5 separate regions of the Homo sapiens genome follow, and all the other regions are linked to region 5. Evidence: read pairs that join two places in POLR2A ChIA-PET (ENCODE). Cell type or tissue: MCF 10A. All regions are shown on one strand. Region 1 holds the start of KLF5 (KLF transcription factor 5). Region 2 has its middle 230 kb from the start of LINC00392. Region 3 has its middle 200 kb from the start of LINC00392. Region 4 overlaps KLF12 (KLF transcription factor 12). Region 5 has its middle 140 kb from the start of LINC00392.

The links. ChIA-PET counts read pairs that join two places held together with the same protein. Peaks named below come from ENCODE experiments on the same cell type or tissue, not always from the same donor. Only the 100,000 strongest peaks of a DNase experiment are listed, where the experiment ranks them.
Region 1: POLR2A ChIA-PET joins it to region 5 with 22 read pairs; 4 of 35 experiments call an interaction of 5 or more read pairs at or near these places.
Region 2: POLR2A ChIA-PET joins it to region 5 with 10 read pairs; 3 of 35 experiments call an interaction of 5 or more read pairs at or near these places.
Region 3: POLR2A ChIA-PET joins it to region 5 with 22 read pairs; 3 of 35 experiments call an interaction of 5 or more read pairs at or near these places.
Region 4: POLR2A ChIA-PET joins it to region 5 with 24 read pairs; 2 of 35 experiments call an interaction of 5 or more read pairs at or near these places.

The regions. Positions count from the first base shown.
Region 1 is chr13:73,056,672-73,060,671 of GRCh38, forward strand. It overlaps KLF5 (KLF transcription factor 5), which reads left to right and starts at 2,334. Exons shown (of 4, transcript NM_001730.5): 1 at 2,334-2,917. The coding sequence starts at 2,657. RefSeq lists silencers at 2,078-2,687, 3,008-3,097. In MCF 10A, no CTCF peak of the experiment used is centred here; DNase peaks (open chromatin) are centred at 2,160, 3,017 and 3,643.
Region 2 is chr13:73,336,586-73,340,585 of GRCh38, forward strand. No RefSeq gene overlaps it. Among named protein-coding and RNA genes, the nearest start is that of LINC00392, 230 kb to the right of the region's middle. In MCF 10A, no CTCF peak of the experiment used is centred here; DNase peaks (open chromatin) are centred at 406 and 1,996.
Region 3 is chr13:73,364,078-73,368,077 of GRCh38, forward strand. No RefSeq gene overlaps it. Among named protein-coding and RNA genes, the nearest start is that of LINC00392, 200 kb to the right of the region's middle. In MCF 10A, no CTCF peak of the experiment used is centred here; a DNase peak (open chromatin) is centred at 1,734.
Region 4 is chr13:73,700,824-73,704,823 of GRCh38, forward strand. The region is part of intron 7 of KLF12 (KLF transcription factor 12); the gene reads right to left. Among named protein-coding and RNA genes, the nearest start is that of LINC00393, 41 kb to the left of the region's middle. In MCF 10A, no CTCF peak of the experiment used is centred here; DNase peaks (open chromatin) are centred at 1,668 and 2,188.
Region 5 is chr13:73,419,791-73,423,790 of GRCh38, forward strand. No RefSeq gene overlaps it. Among named protein-coding and RNA genes, the nearest start is that of LINC00392, 140 kb to the right of the region's middle. In MCF 10A, no CTCF peak of the experiment used is centred here; DNase peaks (open chromatin) are centred at 1,631 and 1,951.

The DNA of each region.
Region 1 (4,000 bases), 360 kb before region 5:
ACTATTGTACAGTGCTAAGCTAGTTATTTTCTGTGAGACTGCAGAGCAGGGCATTTCAGAGAAACTATTACTTAAAAGTGGCAGCCCTATTTCATGAATCTTTATGCCCAAAATGGAATTTTAAAACCTGCTACTGTATTGGAGCAAAAAGGAATATATTCAGTTACTATAAGAACCCCAACGCTAGCTTCATATCTATATTATGAAAAGTGGAAATATGAAAAATTAACAAGACTAAAAATATTAAAAACTTAGTTGTATGGTTTTTTTTTTGCAATGAAAAAGCTTTTGTAAATGAAAGCATGTTAAAAAGTGGTGTGAAATTATAGAAGCATTTCCAGTAAAATACATGGATTTTATTGCAGTGAAAACTTAGGTTGAAAGACCGGGCCACTGAAGCTCTCGTAAAAAGACAAAAGGAAAGGTCTAGATAGGTTTAAAAGCACATTAAGATACAGCTACCGAATGTATTAAATCTAAGTTAGATTTAGCTTAAAGTTACAAGAGCACAAAAGTTCTATTAAGAATTATCTACATCACATTTAGGTTTGATGTTATCAGAATTAAGTAACTAAAAATCTTTCAAAGCTCAATTTTTTAAAAGAGTTACATTAAATCCCATCCTAATTCTATAATCTGTTTCTAAGCTAATTAATTACATGATAGGTTTTACATTAGAGAAAAGCAGGACAGCTTTTTAAAGATGAAGATGGACAGCATGGGGCTGCTTGGTTAGAGAAAAACTTGCAAAAGCACTTATTAAATAATACTTTGATAACATGAAAGTAGTCATCAGCCATTCTCTGAAGGCAGTGATCACAGCTATAAAAATGAATCATGTGTCAACAGGAAGAGAAGGAAAAGGAGAAAAACCCAGTTTACAGCATAATTTTATATTTTCTAATAATAAATACATTTCTTTATGTGCATATTAATTTTCTACCCATTGAAAATGAGATCCATACCTTTGATAGATACACTCTTTGAAGTGAACGTTTTTATCCAAGACTTTTTTTTAAAGCTGTTTTACTCTGAAGTGATGAATAGGCTGTGGTATATGTAAAACTGTCTAATGGTATATTGTGTGTCAACATATGTACATTTGTAGTAATATCACAGGCATTTTTATTGCAGTTTATTGTTCCGTCCTCCCAATAAGCCAGATAAAATCATGTACAAGAACATTAAGGATTAAGGGAAGTGGTTTCCTTAGGTGATTGCTGGCAAAAATTCACCCTCCCATTATAACAACATAGTAAATGGATGGTAATATATTTGGCTATTACTTTCCAACAAATTTGGATTCCCAGTTTTCAGAGCTGCTCTGTGTCTATGTTTGCGGCTTTTTGATTGTCTCTTCGTAGGAAAAGGTGCCACAATGTGAGGTAAATGTGCTAGGTTTCTGCTTTGTAAATATTAAAGTCCATTTTTTGAACATACAGTGCTAGCAAAAATAAGTCAAAGATGTAATGTCTATTTAAATACACGTTTGAGCTAGTCGTGCTTAAATTAGATTCCATGCTTCGGCTAGAATCAACACGGCTTAAATATTAGAAACTTCAAAATTCATATGGCCCAAGCCCTCCTCCCCACACACGGATGGGAAGTAGAAATGTGTGGGAAAACGTCTAGCAATTAAAATCCTGAAGGAGTGGGAAAAACCCAGGCTTTTATGCAAGGATCTGAAAAAACGCTTGCCATCAAATCTTTTATTCAGGCATTCTGAATTTGCCTTGTTAAACGGATACACTCACTGCTAAAGATACACAGGGACAAGAGCTGTTTTAAATTTGTTTATCACACCGCCCCTAGTTTTCTGCTAAAGAGAAGTACATTTTGGATATTTAAAAGTACACACTCATTAGACAAATCTCTAAAAGCCTCAGCGCCCCTACCTAGCTGCCTTCTGGGTTTCAGCTTTTGAGTTTCAGGTCCTTGCACAACACCTAAGACGTGCAATACTCTTTTTCTTCCTAATCCTGGCAGAGAACAGTGCGAAGAGATCTCCCTCCGCGTCTCCACCCTAATTCCCCCTCTTCCCAGATTCCACCCGCTCCGCTACTTCCCTCCGCCCCCGGCTCCGCCAGCCCAATCTGTCAGAGAAGTTGTGTACAAACTGCGCGGCCGCCCTGCGCGCGAAGCTCGTGGCCCGAGAGGGGTGCGGTCGGGCCGACGGAGGCGGGGCCCTGGCTGCCTCTCTCCCTGCTCATAGGCTGGCCGCTCAGGCCTGGCCGGCCTCGGGGCCTCGGGATTCGCGGCGGCGCTGCCAATCAGGCGATCGGGCCCCGCCCCCCCGGAGTTGGGTGAAATAGAGGCGGGCGTCAAGTGTCAGTAGTCGCGGGGCAGGTACGTGCGCTCGCGGTTCTCTCGCGGAGGTCGGCGGTGGCGGGAGCGGGCTCCGGAGAGCCTGAGAGCACGGTGGGGCGGGGCGGGAGAAAGTGGCCGCCCGGAGGACGTTGGCGTTTACGTGTGGAAGAGCGGAAGAGTTTTGCTTTTCGTGCGCGCCTTCGAAAACTGCCTGCCGCTGTCTGAGGAGTCCACCCGAAACCTCCCCTCCTCCGCCGGCAGCCCCGCGCTGAGCTCGCCGACCCAAGCCAGCGTGGGCGAGGTGGGAAGTGCGCCCGACCCGCGCCTGGAGCTGCGCCCCCGAGTGCCCATGGCTACAAGGGTGCTGAGCATGAGCGCCCGCCTGGGACCCGTGCCCCAGCCGCCGGCGCCGCAGGACGAGCCGGTGTTCGCGCAGCTCAAGCCGGTGCTGGGCGCCGCGAATCCGGCCCGCGACGCGGCGCTCTTCCCCGGCGAGGAGCTGAAGCACGCGCACCACCGCCCGCAGGCGCAGCCCGCGCCCGCGCAGGCCCCGCAGCCGGCCCAGCCGCCCGCCACCGGCCCGCGGCTGCCTCCAGAGGACCTGGTCCAGGTAGGAAGAGCCGCTCCCCTCCCACCGCAGCACTCCCGGGCTCGGGCGTGTCCCGTTGCTGCGACTCGCGGGCGACAGGGGCCGCTCCAGGCTGGGGCGTGCGTCGGGGCGCACCGGAGCCGGTGCTGGGTGGGCAGCCCCGCCCTGCACGCCTGGCCGGGGCCCCGCGTTTCGCTGAGAGTAAATGGGGGGGGGGGCCGGGGGTGGGAAGGATGGAGGGGAATCTGCCCCGGCGGGTCGGCCTGGGAGAGGTAAGAGGGAGGGAACTGGGTGCTCACGCGCACCTTAGTTGTTTTTCTTACACTTGAGGGACGAAACCTTGTACCTTACGCTCAGTTTTACTTAAATTACGCCTTCGCCTGTACCGCTCTCCAATGCCAAGGCATTGGAGCCCTCCCCCCCATCCCCATCGTCTCGGGTTAAGTAGAAACGCAAATTGGGGTGCTGGGGAGAGGTTCCCCAAGGTTTCATACCCGGTGGCTCAACCTGCTTTAGAAGCGATTGCGGGCCGCGTTTGGAAAATGAGAGTTAGGAAAGCTAAGGTTGTGTCGGAGCGCTTATTTTTCCTTAAAAAAAAAAAAAAAAAAAAAAGACCGGGGGTGTTGTTTTCTTCGTGTGCACGTAAATTTCCTCCCGGAGCCGCGTTGAAAGCTGGCAGTTGGCTTTTACACTTGCCCAGCAGCCGAATTAGAGCAACCGCCTGTTTCTTTCGCCCACGCAGGGAGTCATATAGCCCAGAAAAAACTTCCCGGGACTTTTAGCCTGTCCCAAGGAAAAAAAAATTGGAAACATACCCACATGCAAACAGCTGGAAGAGCTAAAATCAGAAACCACTAACCGCCGCGGGAGCGCAGTGCACGAAAGGGTTTAGTTCAGTTTATTTCAAGACACTTCATTTAGTAGCTCTTTGGCGTGTCGTATATTTGCTACCCAGCGCCTACTCCGTGGGGTCTGCCAGGGTCTTGCTGTGAGAGGGCAGTGGCGTTTGTCAGAGATGTGACTCACATGATGAGAGCGTTAATTTTTATTTTTAAATCATGTCTATCCGGGAAACCCCGTCCGCATCCACACCAAGGTCCGAGA
Region 2 (4,000 bases), 83 kb before region 5:
TTTTTGACCAGCTCGTCAATCTTTAAATCTGTTTTGCAAAATCTTAGTTAAAAAAGTATTTCTTTTCAAAGACGAGAGTAACTTTTAAAAAATTTGTGTCATTCTACAGATTCCATTTTCCTGCTGCAAACTAGAGATCCTGTCTCATCTTGGATGTAATTCCTACAGTTAGACTTCTATCAAAGGGTCATTGTGCCAACTGGAATTCTTTCCAATTCGAGAAATAAGAATTTGAGGAATCTCTAAGGGTAGAAATGACTTCTATCGGGAGACAGCACACTAACGCAAGAGGGCCAATGGGGTTCTGCCACCTGTATTTGTAAATAAAATTTCACTGGTACACAGCCATGCCTGTTCACTATTGTCTATGGTTACTTTGTGTTACAAAGGCCAAGTTGAGTAATTGCAGCAGAGGTTATGTGGCAGCAAAGCCTAAGAGATTTGTTATCTGGCCTCTTACCGAAAAAGTTTACCTATCCTTGTTGTGTATCATTCTGATTCACAATTTATCACCCTCAGCACTATTGACATGCAGGGCTGGGTGATCTTTCCTGTGTATGTTGGGGGAGTGTCTTGTGCTTTATAGGATGTTTAGTGGCATCCTTGGCCTCCTCTATGCACTACATACCAGAAGACCCCCTACCCTCACCCCAGTGGTGACCATCAAAAAGGCCTCCAGATGTTCCCAAATGTCCTGGTTGAGAACCATGATTCCAGCTTGACAGATTCTGTCTTTTCAACTGGAGAGGAGAGGAGTCCATACCTACTTCATGCCTTAAGAATCTCTTCCATCAGAAAACTTTGCACTAGAACATTCTTCCAAGGAATACAATGTCTTCTGCTATTATATCAATTCCTGTCTGTCCTTTCAGTTTTTAAAAGAGGCAGAACACTACTGATCTCCATTGCTTGAATAGAAGTTTCTCTAGAATCTTTGTACTTACTAAGAAGTCATTCCTCCCCTCAATATTATTCAGTGCTACCGTCACTTCAAGCCCACATAAATGGAATAATTTGGATTTTCTACTACAGAAAAAGTAGCAGTTGTGTACATGCAAGCTATTATCACTGTTACAGTTCTTCCTCTGACTTAACCTGAGACCGGTATGTGGAGCTATCTTCATTAAGATATCCATTAAGAAATTTAGTGAATGAGAAAGATTTATGGCATGTATCCTAATCAGAGAAGCATCACTGTCTGAGAATGTGAATGATTCCCTTTCTAAACTCTACAATTACCTGGTTCTGTTTCACTATAAGAATTGCCTCAACAATATAATTATACTGCAAGTATTTTTCTTTTCACATTTTATCTTCATTTAGTTAATGACAAAGCTGTATATAGACACATACATATATATGTGTGTGTGTATATATATATGCATATATATATATATGAAGTCTTCCAACTTCTTTTAAAACAAAGGGGTGGCTTAAACTAACTGACTTTAAGGAAAGAGTTTTTCTCTTAAAAGCTGACATCTAAAAAATAGATCTATATTTCTTTTTAAATAGGTTAACAGAATTACAATTTTAGCAATCTAAATAATATTGTTGAACCTGATGGTATTTGTACTTTCTGAACTAAGCAGATATTATCTTTTAATATTTATCTTAAGCAGATATGGGTGAACTGATTTTTATGAAGAAGTCTTGTAGAAATTAAACAAGAAACATTTAGTTCCTCCAGAGTCATCAAGGTAGATGACGATTATATAGAGAAAATGAAGCTATTTCATCATTTCAGAATAACTGACATGATTCATCACTGCAAATATATTAAAATTAAAGAAAACATGGATTCTTGAGAAAATGTAATTTAGAGCTCAGGACTACATTTATTATTTAGAAGGGTGAGAAGTGAGTTTAAAATAAATTCATTAACTCCCAGACTACAACGATCTGCAGTTATCCTTCCTGAATTTTACCTGATGAGGTAAACATGACCTAATGTTCCAGAGGCTTGTTCCATACGTGTGACGACTGTGACATTGCCATGGATCCAAGCAAAATATTGTTTCTCTGGCACTGCTCATGTTATCATTACCATTATGCAACCTTAAGTTTCATGTAGTTTAAATTAGAGAACCAGCAGAGTTTAGTCAAGTTCCTGTTCAACAATCCAAAGATCATTTAACTTTCTATTTAAAATTTTTTTTCTGGGGAAGTATGTTCCTTTCTTATTTGGAAATAAGAAATAACTTTTAAAGTGTCAGGAAAACAAACATTCACATAATGTTTTCTCCAGCGCTAATTCCAAAGTGATCAAAATTCTTTATAACATGCAAGTTGGAAGCATGTACTGTTTTCTTTATTTTGTCTTCAGTGATTCAAGGTGGTCTTTTTTTGTTTCCTTCTGTTTAAAAATCAAATTTCCCATGCCGGAAACTATTATTGTTTTATACTTGGGTTAATAGTCACTCTGACCTTTTTACAAAAAGCAAAAAAAAAAAAAAAAAAAAAAAAAATCAATTCAAACCTACAAACCAGTGTTTTTATTTTGAAGAAAAACAAACTTTCTTTTTTTCCATGAAAGGGACCAAAAAAAAAAAAAAACCACAGCAAACAAGTGTTTTATGATTCACAATTGCATGCTCTTCATAGTCATGGCAGTTATTATCCAATTATGTATGGTTTCTCCTGTATCATCTTGTCTGTATATCTTACGGGTGTCATTTTGTTTATTTTTGCTTTGATTATTTTAGAATTAGTACAACATACAGGATGTCTGAGCGCATCAGTTATTTTCAGGCTCAATCTTGTAAATCTCCACACCCATTTTGTGTAAAAGCTTCCACAGATCATATGAAATCTTGTGTTGATGACATGTTGAATACAGTTGCCTGAAGAAAGTTCTGACATTTGTCTTTCCCTATTTTCTCTTAGTTGCTTTATTTATATTCACTCCTTCATGTAATAATAAAATTTTAGGGTCCTCCTAATGTGTCAGAGGTGGTATTTTCCCATTACTTCCTTCTTAGGTTGATTCTGTTGTATCAGCATATGTATCCCCATCTTACAGATTTGGAAACTGAGGCTCTAGGGAGGTGGTGTAGCTAGTAACTATGGATCTATGGTCTGATACTTTTCTGCAAAATATATTTGTATATTGACTTAGGAGGTTGTATTTGTACCTATAAGTGACAAAAATAAAATAGTTTAATAAATCAACTACAGTGTTCGCTAACTGAGTCACTGTGAGGGAAAAGCATAAAGGTGGAGTAATTGGCCGTGTCTCAGAGTAAGAGCATAAATTTCTCAATTCTTCTTCATTTCTTTTGAGATGGGGTCTCCCTCTGTTGTCCAGGCTGGAATGCAGTGGTGCAATTTTGGCCCATTGCAACCTCTGCCTCCTGGGCTAAGTGATCTTCCTGCCTCAGCCTTCCAAGTAGTTAGGACTACAGGCATGCACTACCATGCCCAGATAATTTTTGTATTTTGGTAGAGATGGGGTTTCACCATGGCACCCAGGCTGGTCTTGAACTTCTGGACTCAAGTGATCCACCAGCCTCAGCCTCCCAAAGTGCTTGTATTACAGGCATGAGCCACTGCACCCGGCCAAATTTCTCAGTTCTTAAGCTGTACATTTAAGACAATTGCCTGAAGAGTAAAATATTTACTCAATCAAATTATTACTTTTTTTTAATGTGCCATTGTTGTGGTTTTGACTGATCTTCTGAAGCGGTGATTTGGCCTTACACAGTCCACAGCCTCAGGCTAGAATATCTGTAGCCTGAGCTTCTCCAACTTGCTTCCCAGGTCCTTTCTCTATGCAACAAATGAAGAAATTATTTATGTACGTGGCATTTTACTTCATTTTGAATAAATTGCATTGCACTTCTTTATATATTTAATTTTTAAAATTGTTGTAAGATATACATAATATTAAATCCAGCAATGTAACTATTTTTAAGTGTGCAATTCAGCAACGTTAAGTACATTCACAATGTTGTGCACAACCATTACCGTGATCCAGTTCTGGAACTTTTTCATCATCTCA
Region 3 (4,000 bases), 56 kb before region 5:
ATCACTTGAACCCAAAAGTTTGAGGTTGCAGTGAGCTATGATCATGCCACTGCACTTTAGCCTGAGTGATAGAGCAAGACTCTATCTCTAAAAAATTAAAAAGAAAAAGAAAACAAATTTCACCCTCTACTGCTCACTGCTCATCTTCACCAGTACTCCCAATCCTCTTAGTTCTGCTCTACTTTAAAAAATTGTTTTCCATCACACTTTTCATTTTCTAAGAGACTGTTTATGTTAGTTACTTATCATCATCACCATCATCATCATTGTCATTATCACCAATATCACCCTCATTACTGGTCTTTTAAAACTTGAATGTAAACTCCAGGATGGCAGGGATCTTTCCCCACTTTCCTTGCTGACATATCCCAAGAGCCTAGAAAAGTTCCTGGCCTAGAGTAGGCACTCCATAAGTACTGGATGAATTGGATAAAAGGTAGACTACACAGGACTGAAAACTACCGTGTTAGGTAACGTATAGGGTGTAGTGCAACTCTATGGCTATTGACTGGGGTAATGGGAAGGAAGACTGCACCAATAGTCAATACAGAAGAACCGCTTTATAAGGAAAGATGTTTGCTGGATATTCCTGTGAAGATGTCCCATACAATAATTTGTAGCTCTGCAATTCAGGGTAAAGACCTGGGATGGAAAGAGAGATTTGGAAGTCTTCTCTTGTAATTGAGGCATGAGAAGAAAGACAGAAGGTGGGTGTCTTGTGATTTTGATATTCATATCCTCAATAGGAGCAAGCCTCTGTGGCATGAAGCTCGGGAAGGCTAGAGGTGGGTGGGAATGGAGCAGAGATCAGAACTGAAGTTGGCTGGGTGCCAGAGACACATTTTACCTGCTTCAGAATTTGCCATAAAGCAAATCCGTTTATGGTTGAGGGAGGGGGAGGGTTAGAGAAGGCAGACAAACAATTCCTTGTCATTTAAAATAAAGCAGAACAAAAGGATGGCAGGGCATAACTTCGAATGCCCTCCCCAAAACAAATCAGTCTCAATCTATGTGCAATTTTGCTATTATAACTGGGCTGGAGCTGGGGCAGGGTGGGGAACAGTAATGAGGTGCAAAGGAAGGATCATGGCTGAGGTCTTCATTTTCTAAACTCTGACAGTTGAGGGAACACTCAGTGGTGTTTCTCTTCACCTTTTAGACTATCACCTTGTCCCTTCTTTGGAGCATAAATTTGTCATTAAAGCTTTCACTTGGCACAGATCCGATTCATCAGGGAAGACAGAACTCTGTGTTTGCATGCTTCAAGGCAGAGCTTGAGTCTACTTTGGCAAGTGTTACAAGGAAAGGGAGAAAAGAAAATAAGAGCCATAAATCATCTGGAGGCCAGAATACAGGATTAAAGACACTCGATCCATTTCAGAAAGGACTTCTGCTAGCATGTGTTTACTCAGTGACCCGGTATTCTCCTTTCAGCCTTTAGTCTCTCCCACTCCATTTGAGCTAGAGAAGTGACATCTTACATTAGAGCCTGCCCTGCTGTGGGGAAAGATCTGGTTCCATGCAGACTGGTGGAAGGCTTACTCCAGGTGGGGGCTTGTTTTTAGGCAGCATCCACTTTGAGAATTTCCCGTTCATGTTTATGTGATAGTACATCTTCAGAAATAATAAACACTTGTAATGCAACCCTTGTTGGTCTGCGGTAAACAAAGGAGAATGGCGTGATTCCCATCTTGTAACTAATCTGCTCTTCACATGACTAATTTAGCTGTGCATTCACAGGCTTGGTGAGAATCCAATTGTAAGGGAACGTACACTTCATTAAATTGGGCAATTTCTAAAAACCTAAGCTTTCAGATTTGTGTTTTCTACAACTGAACTTTAATGAACTATTCTTCCTTTTTAGATAGCCTGAGAACGGTTTTACACTTCATCATGAGTCACCTGGGTAATTATTACCTGGTGATTTTGTAATAAAATGCTACCTATCAAATGTATCATGCCACTCTTTGCATTATGAAGAAAAAACAATTTCTATATGCCAAATTACACCTGAAAATCGAGGAGAAAAAAATGTTATAGTTTCTTTTTAAATGTAATAACGCTCGCTGTCAAGAAATACTATAAGGAAACCATTCAGATCGTATTCTCAGGTACGGAAAGGCGTTTTACCTTAATTCTGGTTATCAGTATCCATTTGGAAATGAGATAACTTGAAAAAGAAATCGACACTTTGGAGCCTCCTATAACCCTTTGTGTTAAAGCTGGAATTTAGTTGAAGGCAGTCCTCAAATGATGACTTGTCAGTTCATTGTTTTCAATTAGAAGGTATTTATCCAGAGAGAAGAAAGAAGGAAACTAGCATTTATTTAACTAGGGTTTCCTGTTATAATGTTTCCAGTGTAATGATGCATGCACGCAAGAACTTAGTATACTGTGAATAATTATTTGTTGAATGAATAAATAAGCAATTAGCCAATGGCAAAGTGTTCTCTTTGATTTCAGGGACAAGGGGAGCCTTTCAAGCACATTCACCTATTGTTCCTTGGAGACCAGTGACATTGATAGGGAAAATACTCATGGACCGACCCCTGGAGGCTCCTGTGCCTCAGCAGTAGGGCTGGAAAAGTGTCCTCAAGGCCGGCGAGGTGGCTCAGGCCTGTAATCTCAGCACTTTGGGAGGCCGAGGAGGGTGGATCACCTGAGGTCAGGAGTTTGAGACCAGCCTGGCCAACATGGTGAAACCTCGTCTCTACTAAAAATACAAAAATTAGTCAGGTGTGGTGGTGGGCACCTGTAATCCTAGCTACTTGGGAGGCTGAGGCACAAGAATCACTTGAACCCGGGAGGCGGAGGTTGCAGTGAGCCGAGATCACACCACTGCACTCTAGCCTGGGCGAAAGAGTAAGACTTTTTCTCAAAAAAAAAAAAGTGTCCCCCCATTTTCCTGCATGCTATTAGGGAACTAATCTCAGTTTCTCTGGGAATGGAAGGTTAAGGGTTGTAACTGGGTAATCTTTCTGAGATTCTCAACCTCCTGTCTTAGTCCATGGGTGACATCCAGGGAAACTCAACAATTCCACACTGGAAAGGAGTCTCCAGTTCCAACACTTTCCTCCCCAAAACACTCACTAATCACCTGGAAGTCTGATTTCAGAGTTAGAGAATTTGGCGTAGTTTTGAAATACTATGTGTAGCAATAATGATTTCATATCAGTTTTTCATAGCCTATGTGATCAGAATGACCTGAGTCAGAACCATTCACCAGCCGGGTAGCCTTCACATCACAGGAGTGGAGCGCTTAAGATTTTTCTCACCTTCTTTATTTGTAAAAGTCACAAAGACTAAAGTTAATCCTGTTGCAAAGCCGTGGTTCAATTCATCCATGATAGACCCTGATAGGTTTGCCTGGATTTCAGCTATGTCTAATTAAGCCACGGCAATTTGCAGTAAGAGAGAACAAGATGTGATTGATGGCGTTTACTGTGGATCTGTGGAGTAAGCAGTAAACTCTTCTTTCTAGGTGCATTTGGTTACTTCAGGTCAAAGAGATTTGCATGAGAAAGTTTTGCACCTGGCAATATAAATTGCATGCTTAATAACTGCATGTGTGGCAAAGGAAATTTTATTAAGGCCTCGGGGCAGATTGGACTTACAGACTGTACATGCTAACACCAGGAAGGGGCAAGCACAGGGGCTAGTTGCAAAGGATTACAATCTGAGTCTAGGTCTGATGTAGACTCCAATTCTGAGCAACACTTTTGATGGTTTGTACCAGGAGTCAGGGCTGGGAAATGCCTCTGAGCTAAACGAGCAGAAGCAGAAATTTGGTACTTGTCTTTATATATGTATATACATACATGTGTGTGTGCGTGTGTGTATATATATATATATGAAATTGTCAAGTTTTGTGGGAGAAGATTAAGTTTAAGAAGTCTAAGAACAGTTTGAATAAGTTACACTCTAGAACTCTGGGGAGATGAAAGGTGAGTGATTAAGGTGGTTTCGATCTACACCATAGTAAGTGTTCAGCACTCTCTTT
Region 4 (4,000 bases), 280 kb after region 5:
AGCTACTGCATTGTGTTTTAACAGGACACTGTATCTTATGTTTGTGCTTTGAAGCAATTTAAAGCACACAATCTTATAAACACATTAAGACAGCAGAAACTAACTTCATGATGAGAGTAAAAAAACTAATTAGAAAGATAATTAAGTTTGTAAGATATCCAGTAGTATGTGTAAATGAGCCCTGAAAGGCTATCATAAAGAACAGAATTGTCTTTTTTGTCTTCTTTCCTTTAAAAACTTGCTAGAAAATAGAAAGCTAAATATAATTTTTAAGAAGTCAGCAGCAGGGACAGAATGGTGAATTTTCCATGAAAATGTTCCTATGAAAAGAGTTGGCTGGGACAATAAATGGAGTCAGACCCCTCCCAGGGCCTGGGCTGCTGCTGCACCTGGGCGACTCTGCATCAGGTTGAGCAGTGGTGATCAGAAACTTGATTTCTATTAATTTCTTTAGAAATAATGCATTTCCCCTAAACTCATTTGAATTAGAATTCTTCAAATTACTTGAATTCTGTAACACACATAAGAGGAATGTGCAAATGTGTTATTCAAAACTATTTTCTCTGGAAATAAGCTAAAAATAAAGACAGCCTACCTACCTTCTTTGCTTCTTTTGTCTAACTCACAAGTACACAGTCAACCTCTTTTGACAATAGTCTTTAAAAATGTGTTTTATGTTTTTCTGAATAATCTAAAGTTTTGACTTTACTTTGATTTGATAATCTTTGATTTTGGTTTCTTATATTAAATCTATGAAAGAGCAAACTTACAGAAAAAGGTATTGTGCATTTCTTTGCCAATAAATCTTAATAAGTTTTTTTTGTTTTTAAGTTGAGACATTACATTTTTGATGTAAAGAGAAAAATCAAAGGACACTAGTTGGGTAACGGGTGGCTAGCTGGGTGATACCATGCCAGTGCTTGGTGTATAGCTTATTAACTTCTAGGTCTTCAATTCTGAAGGGATGGTCTCTATGTCCCATGATAAATCCTTAGGCCACTTCCAGGTTTTGTATTTAAAAAAAAAGAATATGACCATTTTCACCACAACCTGTGCTTCTCCAGTTCTGTGAAAAACCTGGACTAAACTAGGAAAACTTCTGAAAAAGAAACGTGTTAACCAACACTAATAAGAAGAGCATCTGTTTTTTAAAGTGAAATAGTCCTCTAAATGTTAAAAAAGACGACATACCACACACACACACAAAAAAAGGGTGGGGGAGGTGTGGTTGTTATTGTTCATCCTGAAAACTCTGTAACTCCATTTCGGAGTTCATGTTAAATACAACTTTCTATGTATATGCAGCATATAAAAATGTAGGTATTATTTAAATAGACTAAGTGTTCTGGGAAAACAAAAACTCACATCAGGGTTTTGTTTTGTTTTTTCTTGAAATAACCAACTGATGGATTATGAAAACGGCTGTCTCTTTCAATTTTGGTTAAAGAAAAGGATTAAGAGTCACTAAGTGCATTTCCATGACATTTACCCAGCAGAAGGCAGAATAAAGTCTAAAGAAAACACCAGGTATTGAATGGATTCCCAAAACCCACCAAACAAAAATAACTTTTTCAGGTACCTCCCATTTCGCCATCTGAAATGCTGAAAGGTACATGTGTACTGAGACAAAAGACAGGTGCCCTTTCATATTAAAATGACGTGTGAGCAACGCACATAAGAGGAATGTGCAGTTTGAAAAAGCCTGTGTTAAACAAAACATCCATGTTCTCATCAGCTTCTCTATTATTTTCTCAAGCAACTGAAAAGGAACACCTTTTGCAACAGGAAGCACAGGCATTTTCTTAGGTTCAGAAGTGCATTTCTGAAACGTGTCCCTGTTTAACTTTTATAAAGTTACGGGGCCCCAGACACTGACAAATGAGCTTCATTACATTCAAGGCTCAACGTATTTGCTGTGACAATCTGTTTCACTTGAGGAATGGTATTTGCATATGAGGAAAAAAACAAGAATCAAGATTCCTATCTTGTCTTCTGGTTTCTGTTACATTAGTTCATGAAAGTTCACAGAATCTAGATCTGGAAGGAAATTAGGTACCTTCAAGATGAGGAAACTGAAACCTAGAGGCGGGGAAAGAGCTGAGATTACAAGGCCCCTGACTTGTCTGCAGACAGACCAGGCGGCTATACCTCTTCATAGTTTACGGCAGCATACAATACCACAGGTTTTGAAATCTGAAAGAGCACACAGCCATATACAGGCTTAGTCACCTATATGAGATTGATCCAAGGCCAAAAAGTTAAGCTTTCTGAAAGCTTCCCAGTTTGAAAGTTTCCCAGTTTCCTCATCTGTAAAACAGGAATGCCATTTACTCCTGCAGCACTGTTGGGAAACTCAAAAATACACACACTACATACCTGGCAAATAATACCCACTCAATAAAGGATATTTTATATTTACAAAATTCAGGGTATTTCTGTTTTTATAAAGAAATAAAAATAATATAAAGTTAAAAATGGATCCTGTTTGCTATTTTTTCAGCAATTAATTATAGTTTTGGGGTAAGCAGATGCCAATCCTGATGCGATTTTCTTAACATTTTAAAGTATAAAGGTACTTTATAGGCCAAGCAGACCAATCTATTCCATAATGTCCATTTGGTCCTGTCAATTCAATCAAATAAGTAATCAATATGCCAGTCTCCATCCTACTGAATTGCCTGGACTGAATTAATTGGCTATCTTTTTCATTAGGTATTATGAAGACCAAGTGGGTTCCTTCTTTCCTCCTCTAAATAATACTGCATATTCTCTAATAAGTATTGTTGATAAAAATTATATTTGCTAAAGCATATAGTACTTTCCATGTACCATACTTTGCTCTAAGAGCTTTATGGATATTACCTCATTTAATTTTGATAACTTCCTAAAGAAGTCGTTGCAATAACTAACCCCACTTCACCCAGTGTCGTCACCCAGTTAGCATGTGTCTCAATTGCCACTCACCCTGCCTCTCAACATTTTAAATTAGTGCTGTCATAAACCAGGATATCTGGTCAGAACTGGGCACGGAGACTGCAAATGTGAGCTACTACTCACAGGACAGACAATAGTGTTAACAAACACAGGCTAGCCCTTCTCACCCAGAAATCCGATATAAGTGAACTAAAATATCCCATAATAAAAGTGAACTTTAGTGTAAGTAAAAAGTTCAAGGTCAAAAGACAATATTTTATTTGGCTGTTCTGAGTTTTCATTTCTACGTAGTGACCTTTCTTTTCCTATGTGACTGGTTACTTTTTCCTTGGTTTCTTTTGCAGAGACCTCTTCCTTTACCTGTTGCATAAACGTTTCCAAAGATTTTGACTTAACTTCTCGCGTGGCAGGTGTTCCTCTTGGCTCATATGTCTTCCACTACAACCTATAAGGGAAAAGACTCCTAAGCAGCTATACCTCAGTCTCTCTCCTAAGCGCCAGAGAGGGAGACAGGACATTTCCAACTGGTGGTCTGAAAGCATCTTCAATATGAGCAAAACTTGCTCAGCATTTGCCACCTAAACATGTTCCTCTTCCGGTTTTTCTGGAAAAACAGTAATTCCATCTACTCAGGTACCAAATCGTCAATGTCTCCAGTTGGAGAGATTTCTTGGACTCTTCCCTCTGTGTGACTCCCTGCCTGCCCCACTCTGATAATTACATCTGCCAGTTCTGCCTTCTAAAATCTATCCAGCAATCCTCCCAGTTTATCCCCACAGTGGTGGTCTACCTTGCTTTAGGTCCTTTCCACCTTTTACCAGGACCAGTTTCTAATGATTCTGTTTCTCCGTCTTGCCTCCTATGCACACCAATTTATTGTCCATGCTGTAGAGAAAGAAAACTTTTTGAAAGATAATCTGATCATGCCACTTGTTGGCCCCATAGTACCCTGAGACACTCTCTTCACACCACGCTGTGATTGAAGGTTTTCCTCTCTGTCCGACTCAGCAGTGCCGACTCAGCAGTGCCGTACTGTGGATGACTTTGAGCCTTCTTACCACTGTAT
Region 5 (4,000 bases):
GGTAGTTTTCTGATGGTTGTTCTCAAATGGGAATTAAAAGCTGATGTCAGTGTATGAGGGTGATAGTAAGGTATCCCCCAGAATTTTGAAAATAAGGTGCTCTTTTTTAAAACATTAACTTTCCATGAAGTTAGAATTGCAAAATTCTTACACAATGGATATGATTAGCCATCTGTATATGGTGAATTGAGAATTTGGGAAATACTATCATTTCAACTTAGGTAAACGGAGGAATATGAGAAAGAAAGACTGGAATATGAGAAAGAAAGACAATGTGGTTGTAACTTTGTACTCAGTTTGTGGAAACTCAAACATTTGTTTCCTTTCCTGACTTGGAGGAAACATCTCTGATAACAAGGCTCATCAAATACGGAGGCCTAGAAAATGTTGAGAGTCACAGAAGCCAAATCTCAGGGGAGACTTGGCAAGACCCTCCTCTACTGGCTGAGGATCTCATGCTGTTTAAGGTCAGCTCAGTCCTCCATTCTGATTCCCTCCATGCTCCTCACCATGCAACCTTCAGATGATTTGCCTTTCCACCTGGCTGGGTGGTGGGATAAAGTGTACTGATCTTCCAACCTTCCTGACAGTTGAATTTCTTTATATATATATTTTTTATTTCAACCACTTGTACCCCAAATTTTTTATTTGTGTACTCATAGCTTAGCTCCCATTTATAAGTGAGAACATAACGGTTTTTGGTTTTCCACTCCTGTGTTACTTCACTTAGAATAATGGCCTCTAGCTCCATCCAAGATGCTGCAAAAGACACTATTGCATTCCTTTTAATGAATGAGTAGTATTCCACAGTGTGTGTGTGTATATATATATATTTCTTATATATACATACAAGAAATAATATATACAAGAAATAAATACATACATATACATATATATTTCGTGTGTGTGTGTGTATATATATATATATATATATATATATATACAAGAAAATGTGAGATATATATATATATCATTGACTCATTAGTCAATGGGCACGTAAGTTGGTTCCACATCTTTGCAGTTGTGAATTACGCTGTTATAAATATATGTGTGCAAGTGTCTTTTTCATATAATGACATCTTTTTCATATAATGACATATAATGACATCTTTTCCTTTGGGTAGATACCCAGTAGTGGGATTGCTGGATCGAATTGTAGATTTACCTTTAGCTCTTCAAGGAATCTTCATAACTGACAGTTGAATTTCTCATAGCAAATGATTTATAGATCAGTTGCTATGAGCTGAGTTCACGTAAATCTACTCACAAGAGATGACTTGCCCATTGGCAGGCTTGTAAGAGGGGTCTGAATCTATAGGTTTCATATCATGGTATTTTTTTTTACAATGAATGCAAACAAGGATTGTCTAAGCAGTCTCTCTCTCTTTCTCTCTGTCTCATTGCTTGCCCTCCTCAAGCTGAAACAAAAATATTATTTTAAAATATTTTCCATTCAAGTAATGATTCTTCTCCAGCTCACACAGATGAGATCTCCCTCCTTACCCCTAGAAGGTGGAGATGATGAGTTTGGGTTACGCCTTCATAGAAGGAGGCACTGAGAGGCTCTCAAGCTGTGCAGCAAGAATGGTTCTCATGTGAGAACAGTGGTGGGGTTGATGACTCACAGGAGCACCGGCCACATTTAATAGACACTTTGTACCTCAATCATTTTGAAATGTTAAGAACTCCAATATTCATTTTGACACGTATTGGTAGTTTCCTGCATTGCTTTCCAGTGCGTCAATAGTAAGGCTTTGTCTAGATGACTGGTAACAATACGGTTCCATATATCATAAAACTGTGTAGATAAATGTGTATTGGTTTTAGATAGTCATGGATTTCCCAACTCTTACACCAGCACTGTAGTGAATCTCACTACCACACTACCTCTGGTTGTGACCTTATCAGGTTTCATAAGCTGAATAGGCTTTGGCTGGGACAATTTGTGAGTGGCAACAACCCAAAGAAAACCAGGTGCTACAGGAAGTGGAACGGGTGATTCAGTCAGGTTCATTCTTTCTTATGATTCAGGCTGACCCACTAACTAATCATTGTGAGTGGGCACTCTGCTTTCAGGGATGCTTGTGAATAAGACGTATAGTAAATGTCTTAATCACTTTTGCTGACTGAAAAGCTTTCACAGAGATTGTTTTTCAGAATTTCGAAATGGAGAAATCAATTCTATTGTGGTAATAAAAGTTATTGGTAATCCCATGGTGGATATGGTATATGCTCTATTTCCTATCTTTACTCAATATTGCAATGTGCAATATGTTATTAAGTACCCAAGGCATTTTGATTCATAACTATGTTTGCATTCGGCAATGAATGTATTTATTCTTTTTTTGAGTTTATTAAGTCTTTGAACTTTAAAGTAATATATAAGTAAAGTTACTTGTTTATTTCATTTATTTATGTTCTCTCTCCAGGATTTAATAAGAACTAACAAATAGAAGCAATAAGTTAATAAATGAGAATACTGAGGCAGGAAGAAAATACAACTAAGAAATTAAGGCAAACATAAAAGTTAAGGTTAGCATATATTATAGCTCAAATATAAAAGACAGTTATAACAAAACCATCTTGCCTAATTCAGAGGAGAAAGTGTCATAATTAAGCTCTCACTGTTTGCCATGAGACAGATCTGATTGGCCTCTCAACTCTGCCATTTACTAACCGTGTCACCTTAGGGACATGTGAAATGACGATAGGAGTTATATCTACTCTCAAGAGTTATTAGTGAGTATTAAAGGAGATTGCTCTGTGAAATGTATAGTGTGATGCCTGGTACATAGGAAGGTTTATCAAATGGCAATTATTTATATTATGATAATGATTATTACATTAATTTCCATAAATTTGTGATTGAAGAGTTCCCAGTTGCCTTTGGGAAAAAAAAAAAAAGCTTTAATGCGACCTAGTGGCCTTTTAAAATATATTTGTGTCCTTCTGAAGATCAGAGGGGGCATGACTTCAGCAGGTCTTGGAGCATATGACATTGTTCATGTCCATTGTCTTCCTAAGCCACAGAGCAAGATCCCTCAGTGATGGCTCGATCTGCTTCAGGGTCCTGCTATAGTTTAAACCTCCCTTGACTTCATCGCTTCCAGCTTTTCAAGGGTGATATGTATGCCTCCTAAAGGTTTGAATGGCCAATGCAGGAATCAGTTAACAATGTATTTGTTCATTTTATGAGCCATGTGAGTATGTAGGGAAATTTTCTTGTTCAGCTTCACTCAGAGGTGAGTAGGAGATACACTTGTCTTGGCTGCTCCTCACTGCTCATGGCCTGGAGAAAATGGAATGTTCCCAGGGCTTTGACAAAGACCTTGTACAACCTGCAGCGTTCTTCACCTAATCCCTCAGTATATTCCTCCTTAGGAGGAGCTACTCCTGATTCACTGCCACAGGCACAGCCACCTACAATGCTTACTTAGAGTGAAACTTTGATCCTACAATGCAAGAATCATCTTAATGACGCTGCAGCTGCCCTAGGCAGGTTGGCTGCTCACTATATATCTATATATTTGGGAAAATAAAGATCTGCCAAGGAAGGTACATCCAAGGAGGCCAGGGGCTGGCTGTAGGGAAGGAATAAGGGGCTTCACTGTCCTTTGTTTTTTGTATTGTTTTCTTTTTTGAGATGGAGTCTTGCTGTATCACCCAGGCTGGAGTGCAGTGCCATGTTCTCAGCTCACTGCAACCTCTGCCTCCCAGGTTCAAGCAATTCTCCTGCCTCAGCCTCTCAAGTAGCTGGAACTACAGATACGCACGACCATGCTGGGCTAATTTATGTATTTTTAGTAGAGACGGGGTTTCACCATGTTGGCCAGGATGGTCTAGAAATACTGGATTAAAGTGATCCACCCACCTCGGCCTCCCAAAGTGCTGGGATTACAGGCATGAGCCACCGCACCTGGCTTTCACTGTCCTTTCTAAAAATATTTCATTACATTAAGAAAAAAATGAATTATAAGTAGTATGTATTTATTGAGAACAT